Linked DNA regions of Homo sapiens: regions 1 and 3 are each linked to region 2. The links are chromatin contacts, found by Hi-C in ENCODE. All regions are on one chromosome and are shown on one strand. The core of a region is the stretch at or near the end of the contact, and the rest is flanking DNA. Distances in the headings are between cores, read along the strand shown. Region 1 holds the start of RBM11 (RNA binding motif protein 11). Region 2 overlaps C21orf91-OT1 (C21orf91 overlapping transcript 1). Region 3 has its middle 160 kb from the start of ASMER1.

Region 1 (4,305 bases), core at 1,530-4,029, 3.6 Mb before region 2:
TACCTATTGATTTCCAGGCACAGACTTTGTTGTTGGGGATACAAAGTAAAGACATTAATTTATTTAATCTGTATTCTTTCAATAGCTATTTATTATACACCTACAGGTGTGTCAAAGATTGTCTTAGGTACTGAAATATATTTACTCTATACTAGTTCCCAGTGAGAAGGACTTGACAGAAGTGTACCTAGGGAACTATGGAAGCACACAAGTGGAGTGGCCAGCTAATTTGGAAGGCAGAGTTCAGAGAAGCATTGCAGGACATGTTGCCTGGGCTTAACTACAAAAGAGAGTAAGAGTTGGCTGCACAGGGCCGGGCACAGTGGCTCACGCCTATAATCCCAGTACTTTGAGAGGCCAAGGCGGGTAGATCACCTGAGGTCAGGAGTTTGAGACCATCCTGGCCAACATGGTGAAACCCTGTCTCTACTAAAAGTACAAAAATTAGCCGGGCATGGTGGCACACACCTGTAATTCCAGCTACTCAGAGGCTGAGGCAGGAGAATTGCTTGAATCTGGGAGGCGGAGGTTGCAGTGAGCCGAGATTGGGCCATTGCACTCCAGCCTGGGCGACAAGAACAAAACTCCATCTCAAAAAAAAAAAAGTTGGCTGGGCAAAAGAAGATAAAGAAATGAGCTCTAATTATACATATATAGACATACAGAGGTATACATGTATATATACATATATTTTCATTTATTATATGTTCATTCAGCTAGGGACATCAGACATCCTGATATAAATGAAGAAAGGCTAGCTCTTTATAGAGTGTTACATGTATTTAACCCATTAAAACCTGATATATGACTAATGGTACAGTAAATACTGAAAGTGAAGTGAATTATTTTTAACCTACTACTAGATTTATTACCATGCATGCATTCAATATGAGTTAAGAAACAGAACATGCTTACATTAGAAAAATGATATATTGAGATCATATTCTGAAAAAATTGCTAACTACAGAAGCTGACTTTCAGAGTTTATAATATTAACTAAGTATTCTAGAATTATAAGCACTATAAACTTATGTACGGCCAGAAGAGGATATTATAACACCAAAATTATGCACATTTGTAGACAAAGAAGGATGCAAATTTCAATAGAACAATATAATATGAACATTAATTACAAGTGTAGTTAAAGGTTTGTAGCATACGCACTCATATACATGCAATGGTTTAAACTGAAACCTGAAGATACAGCTTGCATATAAGAAGTGTCTGAGGGGAATTCAAGGAGGAAATATGTTGCTTTGATGAGATTTATGAAGTAAATGAATACAAATAAATCAAGAGGTCTACACATAACAGAGACTTGCAAGTATCCATTCATTTGATCAACATATATTTATTTGCCTACAATATGAGTGTTTCCTTAACTCCTTCTTACTGTACCGCAACTCTACTGATGATAGAGGAAAGAAAAAGGAAAAAAAAAAATGGAGACAGGACTTATATCAGTTGAAGGTAACTACTGAAGTTACTAGCATTTATATTATATTTGTGAGGGTAGAAAGGCTGTCTCTCCCAAAGTATAAGCTTTAGGAGGTCAGACTTTTATATTTCCCTTTGTTTTCCAAGAATTAAGCATTCAGAAAATACCTATTAAATGAAGTAACTATATTTAGTCCAATCCATTCCTTAAGAAACAGAATCCGAATTCCAAAGAGAAATTACTTGTTCAAAGTAATAAAACTATGTAATGTCAGAGATCAATTAGAAATTAGGATTTCCTAAAATGTGTACCTTTTCATTAGAAAAGATGACTTTTTTTGGTCCATCAACCAGATAAAAGCATGCTTCCTCAATTCAAAATGAAATTTTATCACGATGCCAAACTAAAGGTCAAATAATGTTCTGATCACCTATATGATATTCATGAGATGATCTCAAGGTCCTATGTAGACGTATGGTAGCTTCAGAAAGGAAGCCAAGTTAACAGTTGACAGCTGATTTATCAAAGTATTGAGATTCTAAGTTTTCTTTCTCCTTTCTTGTAATTTTATTGTTCATAAGACTTTTATTAAAAACAAAAATTATCCCCAAGAAAGAACTAAGCCTTTAGCCTGGTACACCATATACAAAGTATAGCCCTGAAACAAAGTACAGCCGTTGGATCCTGACACAAACCCTAGCTGCCATCCTCAAAAATTCTGGCTTAGACACAAAACTGGCTCACTCTCACCAGTATATCCCTTGGTATTTGCTTTCTCAAGTTCCTTTTGGAGTCCACTTAAAACCTCTGCGACCAGTTTCAAAAACTCATCTAGGGAGCACTTTCTAGGAAAATAAACTTTAATTCTAGTTTTCTGTTGTATCCACATCCATGCAAACATCGATTCTTTCAAAAATTATTTATAGTTTAATATCTTCATGATTTGTTCATTTATTCTTTGGACCCAAAGAAATGTATCTCCCCGCATTTGCCTGGGAGCTTCTGCAATGAAGTTACCACAATTTAAATCATCTCTACAGTGACTTTATTTAAAATGTTGATTGAATAAATCCAAAATCAATTAATGTGCCAGAAAAAAAGGAAGCCACCCCACTAGCTAAAGAGTAAAGCCCTTTCTGCATTCATCTTTCTTACTCTCACCCACTCTCCCACCGCCCAGCCCTACGCCAGGCGAGGGAGCAGTGCGGTGGGCGGTACCCCAAGTCCGCTGGGGGCGTGGCCCTGGAGCCATGCCTCGCCCCCAGCGCGCGCTCCCGGCGCCGGCCCCGCCCCCTCACCCAGGCGGCGCCGTAAAGCCGGAGAAGGGGCGGGGTCTCAGCTCCTACTTCATTCTACGGCCGAGACCGGAGGATGTTCCCTGCTCAGGAGGAGGCCGACAGGACCGTGTTTGTTGGGAATTTAGAGGCCCGAGTTCGGGAAGAGATTCTGTACGAGCTGTTCCTTCAGGTACCGTCTCTGGGAAGGGGCGGCGGAGGGGCGGAGCACGTCGGGCCGGAAACATAGCGCGCACCTGGACCACCCGGAGCCCGGCCCCCTTCCGTCCCATCCTGAGCAGGGGTTTTAATTTCGTTTCCTCTTGGCGCACCTGTCTCCAGGTGAGCGGCTGGGGAGTGAAATGAGGGCGCGTTCCCCATCCCCATCCGCGCTGCAGAGTCCTGGGGTTGGGCAGGGACGTGGTTCCTTCAACCCCCGTTTCTGATTAAGGGCTTCCCAGAGGCTGCCTGGGCCTCGGGTGTGCGCGGGCAGAACCGAAAACAGCCTGGTCACTGTTCTCCGTCAAGTAGTAAGCACGCCTGACATCCCCCAAAAGGAGAGGGGTCGCTTTTATAATGTTTCCTTTTACACCTTGCTCCTTCCTTCAAGCCCTTTTATGCGGACAGTATTTTTATTCCAGCATGAAAAGTGAGATTTGAGATGATTTGGCAGCCAACTTACCGTGACTGTGACCAGGTGATTCCCTGGACAAGGCCCTTTAATTCATACCAAGAGGACCTTCGGAAACTTTGAGATCTGGTACCTCTAGGATTAAGCCTGCTGTGTCCTGTATACACGCTCACTTATCGTATTGTCCTATACAGCTAGGTATCACTTGCCAAAAAGATACACTCATTCAGCCATTCCCCTAACCGTGTAATGATCCGGAATTACGGGGCAAATACTGAGGGTGCTGGGAAAACAAATTGACGAGACATCCTTTTATCTTCCTAACAGGGAGAACTTAAAATTACAATGTTTACGATAATCTATAAAAAGAGAAGGGACATAGATAGAAAAGTGGTTCCGCGTGCGAACTCTGAGGTCAGCAGTGTGACTCTGAGCCTGTCAATGAATTCCTCAGTGCTTCAGTTTCCTTATATGTCAAAAGAGAGTAGTAGTATCTGCAGTATAATGTGGCTATCGGAATATGTGGCCTAATGGTAAAATGGCTACAGCTGAGTCTAGCACTCGCTGTTTGCTACCGCTACTACTGCTAATGGTACTGCTGTTATTATTAGTAATAATACTAACATCAAGAGAAATCAATAGTTACTTTCTCCTATCAGAATAAGGGAAAGTTCCGAGGGAGGCAATTACAGAACTAAATTTTCAGGATTGAATGGGTCAAAGGGGTCCTTTATTTGGTTGTGAAAGGACTTACTTTTGTCTCGAAACTTAACTAAAGCAACCCTCTTTTAATTGTAGATACAATTTGGTAGAGAGGGTTCTTTCCAGGAATACAGTTTCCTTTCCTGGACGTAAAACTTTTTTATTATTTGAAAAATATTATTGATTTTAAGACTTTTAGGTTCATCCTTTTAATTCATCTTTTTAAACTTGCCTCCTTTTTTATGAACTCTAATCCATAT
Region 2 (4,428 bases), core at 1,597-4,096:
GCTACTTCTGGATTCCCTAGAAAACTTGTGCTGCCTATTCTTTTCCAACTGTGTAGTCCTCTCCTGGCTGTTTCTGTGGTCCAGCAGACTGTGGAGAAATAGCTTACTATTCCATTAGAAAGAAGATCTTGTGTAATAAAAATAAGAAGTGGTATCAGGTCATGGGAGCTTTGGAAATGGAATCGAGATTTGGTGCTTGTCTTTGCCTCTGTGGCTAACAAGGTATAGAACGTTTGGAAGTTTCTTAACTGACTTAGGCCACCTAAAGGTATTAGAGTAGACAAGCAGTTTGTAAAAGGTGCTTTGCAGGTAACCAGGGGCCTGCTGGTCTCTCATAGCTGCCTCAGAGGCTCATGATAGAAGGTTTGAGAAACTAGGGGATTGTCACTGAGAGGGATACAATGGGGACTTCGGTCGAATAATCTCCATTGTCTTTCGAGCAGAACAGCAGCAGCTCTATTTCCTATACATTTCACATTTTGTAATTCTTGAAGGATTTTTTTTAAAACAAAGACCTCTGCTAAAACCAAACCAAACCAAATCAAATCAAATAAAAGCTGCAAGACTCCTGAAGGTCCCTCTAGCTCTACATTTTTAGTACTTTCCTATGATATTTATATATCCCACATGCTGGTTCACTTTGTCATCTGAGATGAGACTAATCTGTGTCCATCTGGGATAGAAATTTCTTCCGTACTTTGATGAAAAGCAGTGTAGTCCTGCAAGATGTGAGTCTATTTCCCCATACTTTATTGACACAGGTATGAAGATGAGAAGAGATGGAGGCAGCAAAGGAAATGTGGTTTTGCATGTCACTAGCTCAACTCCCTCTGCATTTTCTTTTAAGCAAGGGAGGTGCTCCATTGTCTCTATAGGGCAACAGCAGTTCACTGGGTCCCCACATTTTTCTGGGGCTTTTGTGAGAAGCAGTAGGCAGGAACAGTGAAGAGAAACTTAGCAGGAGGCCCAGGTGCTGTCTTTTCTAGTTTCAGAGCTATCTGATCAGGACAAAAAGGAACAAGCTTGTCCACAGCAAGATGGCCAGCAACTTGGTTATTTACCCAGTTAGTCTTGGGGAACACTAGAGCTCTTCCAATAGCTGGGACTATTTAAATTTTTTCAAGGAAACATATGCTGTGGGTTGGTGGTAGATGGGATTCAGGAGGATCCTTCTCTTATACAAGATGACTTTCTGGATAGGTGTTTGTGGGGTACAGAGGGAGGGAGCAAGGAGAATAAGAGAGGAACAAACCAAATGTTCAACATTCTAACACTCTTTAATAATTTATCTAAAATTATTGGATATTGAATTATTAGAGGCATTGAATCTTTTACTTTTTGTATGACACTCACTCAGTCTTCAAATAATTTCTGATTGAACACTAGATTAAGAGGAAAAAATACCACAAATGAAATAACTTGTATTTTTGTTACGCAAAGGATTATTCTAAAAAATAATAAGCTGTTCCTCTAAGCCCTTTTAGAACACATGGAAAACTTCAGAATAGTGTGAGGGCGTCTTACATGCACTTCTTTCTTTGGAGATTGTGATAACCCAAGTAGAGGATTTAGGATTGTGCTGCTCAGAGACAACTGTTTGGATAAAATAATGCCAGATTCATCGTTTCCAGACTTGTTAAATTCATGGAGTATTAAAATAAAATTGAAATAAAATGGAAAATATGATGCCCAGTTGTTTTGTCAAAACCAGTCTAGGTGTTGCTTTGAAAGTAGTTTTTAGATATGATTAACATTTAAATCAGTAGGCTTTGAGTAAAGCAGATTACTCTCTGTAATGTGGGTGGGCCTTGTCCTATCAGTCGAAGGTCTGAAAAGAGTGAGGTCCCCTGAAGAGGAAGGAATTCTGCCTCTGACCTGCCTTCAGACTCAAGACTGCAGCATCAACTCTCGGAGTTTCCACCCATCCAGGCTGCCCTGCAGGTTTCAGACTTGCCAGCCCCCAGAGCTGGTTTAGGGAATTAAACCAATCTTTCTCTCTCCACATATATACATACTTTGTTTTGTTTCTCTGGAGAACCCTGACTAATAGACCAATACAAGATTGTGGTTTTAATTCCACCAAGTAAGGACTGAAAACTAAACAAATAAACAAAAATGAAAATCTACCATCTATTGTCATCACTTCATGAAAGAAAGAAAAATTTACTATTCCCATAGGAAAGACATACTCTCAGAACAAAGAACAATTTTATTGATGAATAAATTCTATCCTATTAACTAGCTTACCACATTGCCTTTACGTGTCTCATTTTCCACACACAGGAGCCAGCCTTTAGGAACTGTGCTGGAGGTGACCCAACTTCTGATTGTGTGGGAGAACTATCCCACTGTTACTCCTAAGAGAACATTCTCTCCCAATAGCTCCCCCGATATGGAATGTGACAGAGTAACAAGATGCCAAAATATATAGACCTCTTTTTCTTTCTACAACATAGGTGCTCTTAAACAGTATGCAGAGGATTGTGTAGCTGCTTATAATAGGAGCCAGGCTGACACAGCTCTCTTTTCTCTTTTGTCACAGGTGATCACAGAAATAGCTTGCTGTAACAGCACCTCACAGTTTCCTCTTAAAATGAAACCACATTTTCTTTGTGCCCTTTCAGCTCAGTTCTGCTGTTCATAGAGGGGCTTGGGAGATTTTCCACTGTAGGTTTCTTAAAATTCATTATACTTGTAGAATGTTAGAGCTAGAAGGTCCCCTAAAGATCATAAAGTTCAATTTCATTTTTTACAGATGAGAAAACAGAGGCTAAGAGAGGTAAAGAGGTGCTTAGTTGTGGCAGAAGATTAGAAGAGAAGTTCCTGCATGTCGGTTTAGCAATCATCTTGCTCATTACAACTTCCTCTTCTGCCTTAATCACTTTTCAGTTCAGTAGCCTCTTTCCTCTAGAATAGCCCTTCTGTATTCACACTGCCTTTTCTTTGCTTTGAAGTTACAGATCTGAAACTCTTGCGTTAGCTATGCTATGGTTTTCTTCCACATTCTGTACACTGTACTGACCATCCTCTTATAAACCTCTTCTCTTCTAGGTTAAAGATTTCTTGACTTCCCTCTGGTGAAGCTTGATACCAACTGACCTATAAGGGCTTGGTTTTCACAACAGAGTCTTAGTCCACCCTCGCCATCGCACCAAATACTGAGAGAACAAATAAAATTATTGCTTGAAGAAACGAAGTAAAGACTATAGTATTCATATTTTTCCCACATGCCATTTGCAGTAGCTTTTCATATTTCTCATCTATCCCACACTAGAAATTTCATCTATTGGCTTTTGTAAATTTTCTTTTTGAGCCACAAATTTATCTCAGTTTCAGATTCTAATCTATTTTCAGTAGTGCTTTCAGTTTAGTTTACTCCCATTTCAAAAATACTCCGTCTTGTTCTTTACAGCAATAAAATCCAAATGCAAATTCCGACAACCTCAGCCAATGGTGAGTCATGGTCCCTCATTTCCACCTCTTCTAAACGGTCATGGTTGCTCATTTTCACTCTTCTAAGCACCTCTTCTTTACAGCAACAAAATCAGAAAGCAAATTCAGGCAACCTTAACCAATGGTGAGTCATGGTTCCTCATTTCCACCTCTTCTAAACCCCTCCTCTGATGGTCAGGACCCTTCTCATTCCTCAAGTAGTAACTATTCAGCACTTTACCACTTCCCTTGAATCTCTGACCCATTATCTTTTTCGTCTTTCTCACAGAAAATAGAGGCAGCCATTTAAGTACTTTCTCAACTTACTCTCCAACAAATCTGATTCAAATACTTTCATCTGTAGTTTTACCTTCTCTCTAGTGTCAAAACCTGAGGTAATCCTAAACCTCTTCAAAGACAAGTCATTCTCGGTGTGCTACTCTGTTCTGTGTCTTCAAACTGGGCTCCTTTGATTATTGCTACCTCTCTATCGTTAGCCTTTCTACTGGCTCTGTCCTCTTAGTATTTATTCATGTTCAAGTACTTCCCAACCTTAAAAAAATAACCTTGACCCAACATCCTCTTTACCTCAACTTCACTTCATAAAATTTTAAAGACATCATACCTCAAATCCACTATCCTACCTGTCTTAGTCTATTTTATGTTGCTATCACAGAGTACTACAGAATGGATAATTAATAACAAACAGTTATTGATTTGGCTTACAATCCTGGAGGTTGGGAAGTCCAAGGGCATGGTGATAGCATCTGGCAAGGTAGCAAGACTTCATGCTGTGTGATAACATGGTGGAAAGAGCAAGAGGATGTGAGCAAGCAAACAAGAGGGGGCTGAACTTGCTTTTATAACAAAGGCACTCTCATGATAACTAACCCACTCCGTCCATAACATTAATTCATCCGTGAGGGTAGAGTCTTCATGACTTAATCACCTCTTAGTAGACTCCACCTCTCGATGCTGTTGCTTTTGGGATTAAGT
Region 3 (4,743 bases), core at 1,402-3,901, 3.0 Mb before region 2:
GGAGGCAGAGGCAGGAGAATGGCGTGAACCCAGGACGGCGAGCTTGCAGTGAGCCGAGATCACGCCACTGAACTCCAGCCTGGGTGACAGAGCGAGATTCCGTCTCAAAAAAAGAAAAGAATTAGAAACAACCTAAAAGTTTATCAGCAATATGTATGGATAAAGAAAATGTACTATATATTTATACAATAGAATATTATTCAGCCATAAAAAGAAGAAAATTCTGTTACATAGATATACCTTGAGGACATTATGCCAAGTGAAATACGCCAGTACAAGAAAGACAAATAGTACTTGATTCCACTATGTGAAGTATCTAAAATAGTCAAACTCATGGAAATATAGAGTAAAATTATGGTTTCTAGATGCTAGGAAGAGGGACAAATGGGAAAATTGCTGTTCCGTGAGCATAAAGTTTTAATCATACAAGAGACAAAATTTTCACAGATCTGCTCTACAACATTATGCTTATAGTTAACAATGCTGTACCATACACCCAAAATTTAAGAGGAAAGATCTTACGTGTTTTTTACCACAATAAAAAAATTTTGTAACATTCACAGAAAAAATTTTTTTTTACTTTATTTGTACATATAATGGAACCTTTTGATCTACAGCTCAAAGGCAAAAAGCAATCATTCCAAATTAAATTATCTTGGTTAATATGGCTGTTTACAATAGGGAATATGGCTCATCACACTCCAACTGAAAAATAAAGACTTTCTAATCTCAATAGCCTGGCCTGTAATAAGAATATAAAATTATAAACGCAAACTTTCAACTCCCAAGTGAAGCATGAATTCCAGAGCCACTGTATATTGAGAGTGGGGAGAAGTGTATGCTTAAGGGTAAGATTCATATTTTATATTTTATCTCCCTGGAGGAACAGCGTCTCTCCTCAAAGAGAGAGCCATCACAGTGTAAAGCATAATACAATGGCAATCAAAGGGGCATCCACAGATAACCATGTTCATTACATTGCCTTTAATTGCTTTAGCCTAAAAGACAGCAGCCCAAAAGTATAGATCCATGGCAGATCATTGTACTTAAACAGTCAAATATGTATCCTTCATATTTTAAAATATAGCCACTGGCCCACCAAATAGGAGTTCTACTGTCCACTTCTCTCACACTGCCTTCTACACAGTATAAAACCTTTCATCTTGACATAATTAGAAGAATCTTCCAAACAAGTAAAACTATGACTTGCTCACATGCCTACTTTTCCCACATGACCGTGGCAAAATCAGATATTGTCAGACAACTTGAGGACCTCAATTCACCATAGAATTTTCATAAAATGGTTAAGAGGTAGGATCCTATGGTTCATGGAGGAAATTTGGGAAGAATTCATGCTTAGGCTAATAAAAAATACAGTTCATTCATTCATCTCCATGAAGACAGGAAAACTATGCCATTCTGATCTTCACTGTATCAATCAATGGTCTGTAATTGTTCAGTAAAAATTCTTCAAATGAAGGAATGTCCAAAGTTGTCTGGATTCAGTCTGTAAAAGAGTAATTAAGCTTTTGCTTTTGCTTAATATACATGCCTTGACAGTATATTAAAGTGCTTAATTAAGCAGCTTTTTTATGGTCACAGAAGTCTTTGTGATATTTAACATTATGAAATCTACATATTCAGAGCCACCTCTAGTCTATAAAATTAAAGTATTTACATATAATTTAATCACATATTTTCTTCACAAAAGGCATTATTTAAGATATGGCAACTAAATCAGAGAATTCTGGACAATTGCTTTTGTTCATAATTTTATCCAAATGATGAAGTTCATAATTACACAATGTTACAGTTATGAATATATTAAGGTAGACCTTAAAAGCTCACAGCAAAAGAGTAACACAGTGTCTGAGATTGTGCAATGTACCAAAGAGGATATTGACTTTACTCTGGATAATACGCAGACAAATTTACATTTATGTCTTAAACTTAACCCCTAACCTTATAAATGATTGAATGCACCCAGTGGCTTATTTTCTGTAAATCAGTAAGTAACCTCAAATGAATGCATCAATTTTCATAATGCATGCATTGTTAGTATCATCTAATATTTTTATTTCAAGTAAATAACCATATTATTCATGCTAGTAGCTGGTACAAACCTTTACCATTCTTCTTAAATTACTTAGCTGGACTCACCCACTCATTTTAACAGATGGCCAAGCCTCCTACCTCACAGAGAAAATAGCAGCCATCAGTCACAAACCGCACCTCTTGTATTATCTGCATGTTCCCCAGCTTTCTCTCCTTCCCTTCTGTCCCAAAGGATGTCTTGCCTGTCTTCCAAAGATAACACTTTAATCTGTACTCCTGATTTCATCTTCTTCCTTTCTTCCTCTCTATGTTTACTGAGTGCCTTCTGATGCCAGAATATTCTAAGCCTGGGGACACAGTGTGAAACAAGACACAAAGCCCCTCTCCTTGTGGACTTTGCATTCTATTATGTGTCCTCCAACGCCTTTTCAATATTCACCACCGTTTTTTGAATCTTCACTGTATCCTCTGTCGTGGCTGTTCTCTTTTAGCTTACAAACCTGTCTAACTTGTCCTCATCCTTAAAATGAATCTGCTTATTTTGCTGAATTTGAAGGCATGTATTTCCTTCCCTTACTGCTGTACTTCTAGAATCAGCTGCAGTTTCTGTTTCTACTTTCACTTCCCTTTTTCACTCCTCAGTGCACAGCTATCTATTTTTCTTTTGTTCTCTGTACTCCAGTGAAACATTTATCCTCAGCCTTTGACACACTCTTCCTTCCCTTGAGTCCTCATGAATCCTAGGACAGAATATAGTTTATTCTTCTGGCTACACTTTTTGCTACTGCTTCATTCTCTGCTTGCAACCTTACTGTTTGACTCCCCAAGATTTCTTCTTTGGCCTTCTTTTCTCATTCTGCCCATTCTTCTTGAATCATCCTACCCACACCCATGGTTTCAACTACTACCTATGTGCTAACAACTCCAAAATTCTGTTTTCAGAGCCTTCTGAATTCCTTATCTATATTTTCAAGTACTCCAAAAGCATTCTCATTTAAATAGCCATATCATGTGCTAAAGATGTGGTACGTATTGCCACAGAGAAACACAGAGAAAATATTACCAGCTGTGATTATAGAAAAGCTCCAAAATCTCAGTGGCTTAATAAAATATGAGTGTTTTGTTGTTGGTGGTGGTGGTGTTGGTTTCATTTTTGCTCACGTAAGGTCCAGTTGGAGGTGGTGGTGGCGGCAGTGTGGTGTAGAGGGTAAAGGTGGTTCTGAGACCCAAGTTCATGAAGAATCTCCCCTCTATTATGTCGCTTGCCAGGTCATTCAAGAAAGTTTTATCCAGCCAGTGGATGGGAAGAGAGTTTGGAAGGGGTGGAAGATTTTATGTGACAGTTTTGGAATTGTTATATTTTCACTCACATTCCATTGAACAGAATTCAGTGACATGGTCCCACCTAGATCCAAAGGGGTTGGAAATGATAGTCCATGTCTGGGCAGCCACTTCATAGCATCCTCTATATTATGCAAGAGGAGCAAATCTTTAGTAGTTGGTTAAAAGTGTTTGCTACAGAAATCCATAGGTGACCTTTCTAGACAGAATTTTGTTTCTGATCAGTTGAATAAGGATCGCGAAGAGTGAAAGTGGAGACGAACAGGGTGATTCTTTTCTGGAAGCACAATGTTAGTGTTTAGGTGCTCATTTAATGTTCTTAGAACCAAAATTTGGCTGTTAGGGAAACGACAAAGCTCAGGAAGCAACTGATTTCTCTACCTTCCATTTTTATTTCCCTTAATCCAAACTTCATATAATTTGAATGTCAGAGTGTCATATGTTGCTGGATATAGTTTGGATGTTCGTCCCCTCCAAATCTCATGTTAAAATGTAATCCCCATTGTTTGAGGTGGGGCCTCATGGGAGGTGTTTGGGTCATGGAGGCAGGTGCCTCATGAATGGCTTGGTGCCATCCCCATGGTAACAAGTGAGTTCTCGCTCTGGTAGTTCATGCAACTGCTGGTTGTTTAAAAGAGTGTGGCACCTCCCTCCACTCACACCATGTGAGAGGCCCACTCCCTCTTTGCCTTCCACCATGACTGTAAACTCCCTGAAGCCCTCAGCAGAAGTAGAGACTGGCACCATTCTTCTTGTACAGCCCATAGAAACATGAGTCAATTAAATCTCTTTTCTTAGTAAATTACCCAGTCTCAGGTATCTTTATAAGAACACAAAAACAACACTAACACGTTGCCCTCCTTCATTCCTTATTATTTTTTCTTTAAATATATAGTTATTTTTCTAATAATAAAAGTATAGATTAATCTTTCCGAAACTCAATTAATTATTTCATTCCCTGAGTTAAGACATTCAATAATATCTCCAATGATTCCAAGAGGAAGTGCGAACACATATGATGTCATGAAAGGCGGTACAATGGCACTCCAGCCAACCTTACCTGCCTTTCACCGAGCTTTATTGTCTGCTATCATTCTGTACCACTTTAGCACCCATAAGGTCTATTTTCCACTGCCAGAAAGCAGATGGCAACAAAGAAAATGCTGGCAGTACTATTCCCCATGTGGTTTTTGTTTAGAGTCACTATTGAGAAGCATCACACAAGACATGGAAAGCAAATGCCTCCAAATCCAAATTCCAAAGATTGGGAGGGCATTATTCCCCAGATATTGTGAGCAGACACATGGGTGGTCATGAGATTTGAAGCACATTCTGAATGAACACTTG

What was found. A loop is a pair of places that touch in the nucleus more often than their neighbours do. Pooled maps may share reads with other maps.
Region 1: a loop to region 2 is called in a pooled map, with 4 times the contacts of the local background. The contact joins the promoter of RBM11 here to the enhancer-like site in region 2. A Hi-C loop is called at or near these places in 2 of 50 pooled maps.
Region 3: a loop to region 2 is called in a map with no recorded cell type, with 19 times the contacts of the local background. The contact joins two enhancer-like sites. A Hi-C loop is called at or near these places in 3 of 37 single-sample maps with no recorded cell type and 4 of 50 pooled maps.

Annotation. Positions count from the first base shown.
Region 1 is chr21:14,213,378-14,217,682 of GRCh38, forward strand. RBM11 (RNA binding motif protein 11) reads left to right here and starts at 2,780. Exons shown (of 5, transcript NM_144770.5): 1 at 2,780-2,905. The coding sequence starts at 2,810. RefSeq lists a silencer at 2,597-2,826.
Region 2 is chr21:17,781,390-17,785,817 of GRCh38, forward strand. It overlaps C21orf91-OT1 (C21orf91 overlapping transcript 1), which reads right to left. Exons shown (of 4, transcript NR_038871.1): 3 at 4,159-4,223. All of the region lies in intron 2 of LOC124900465 (a long non-coding RNA gene), which reads left to right. Among named protein-coding and RNA genes, the nearest start is that of C21orf91-OT1, 8.9 kb to the right of the region's middle. RefSeq lists enhancers at 1,152-1,201, 3,170-3,239, 3,270-3,359, 3,770-3,829. Within about 2 kb of position 2,847, at least 7 of the 41 ENCODE cell types and tissues checked have a DNase peak (open chromatin) inside an H3K27ac peak, as active enhancers do.
Region 3 is chr21:14,760,645-14,765,387 of GRCh38, forward strand. No RefSeq gene overlaps it. Among named protein-coding and RNA genes, the nearest start is that of ASMER1, 160 kb to the right of the region's middle. RefSeq lists enhancers at 2,436-2,555, 2,716-2,845, 2,896-2,955, 3,086-3,145. Within about 2 kb of position 2,652, at least 7 of the 41 ENCODE cell types and tissues checked have a DNase peak (open chromatin) inside an H3K27ac peak, as active enhancers do.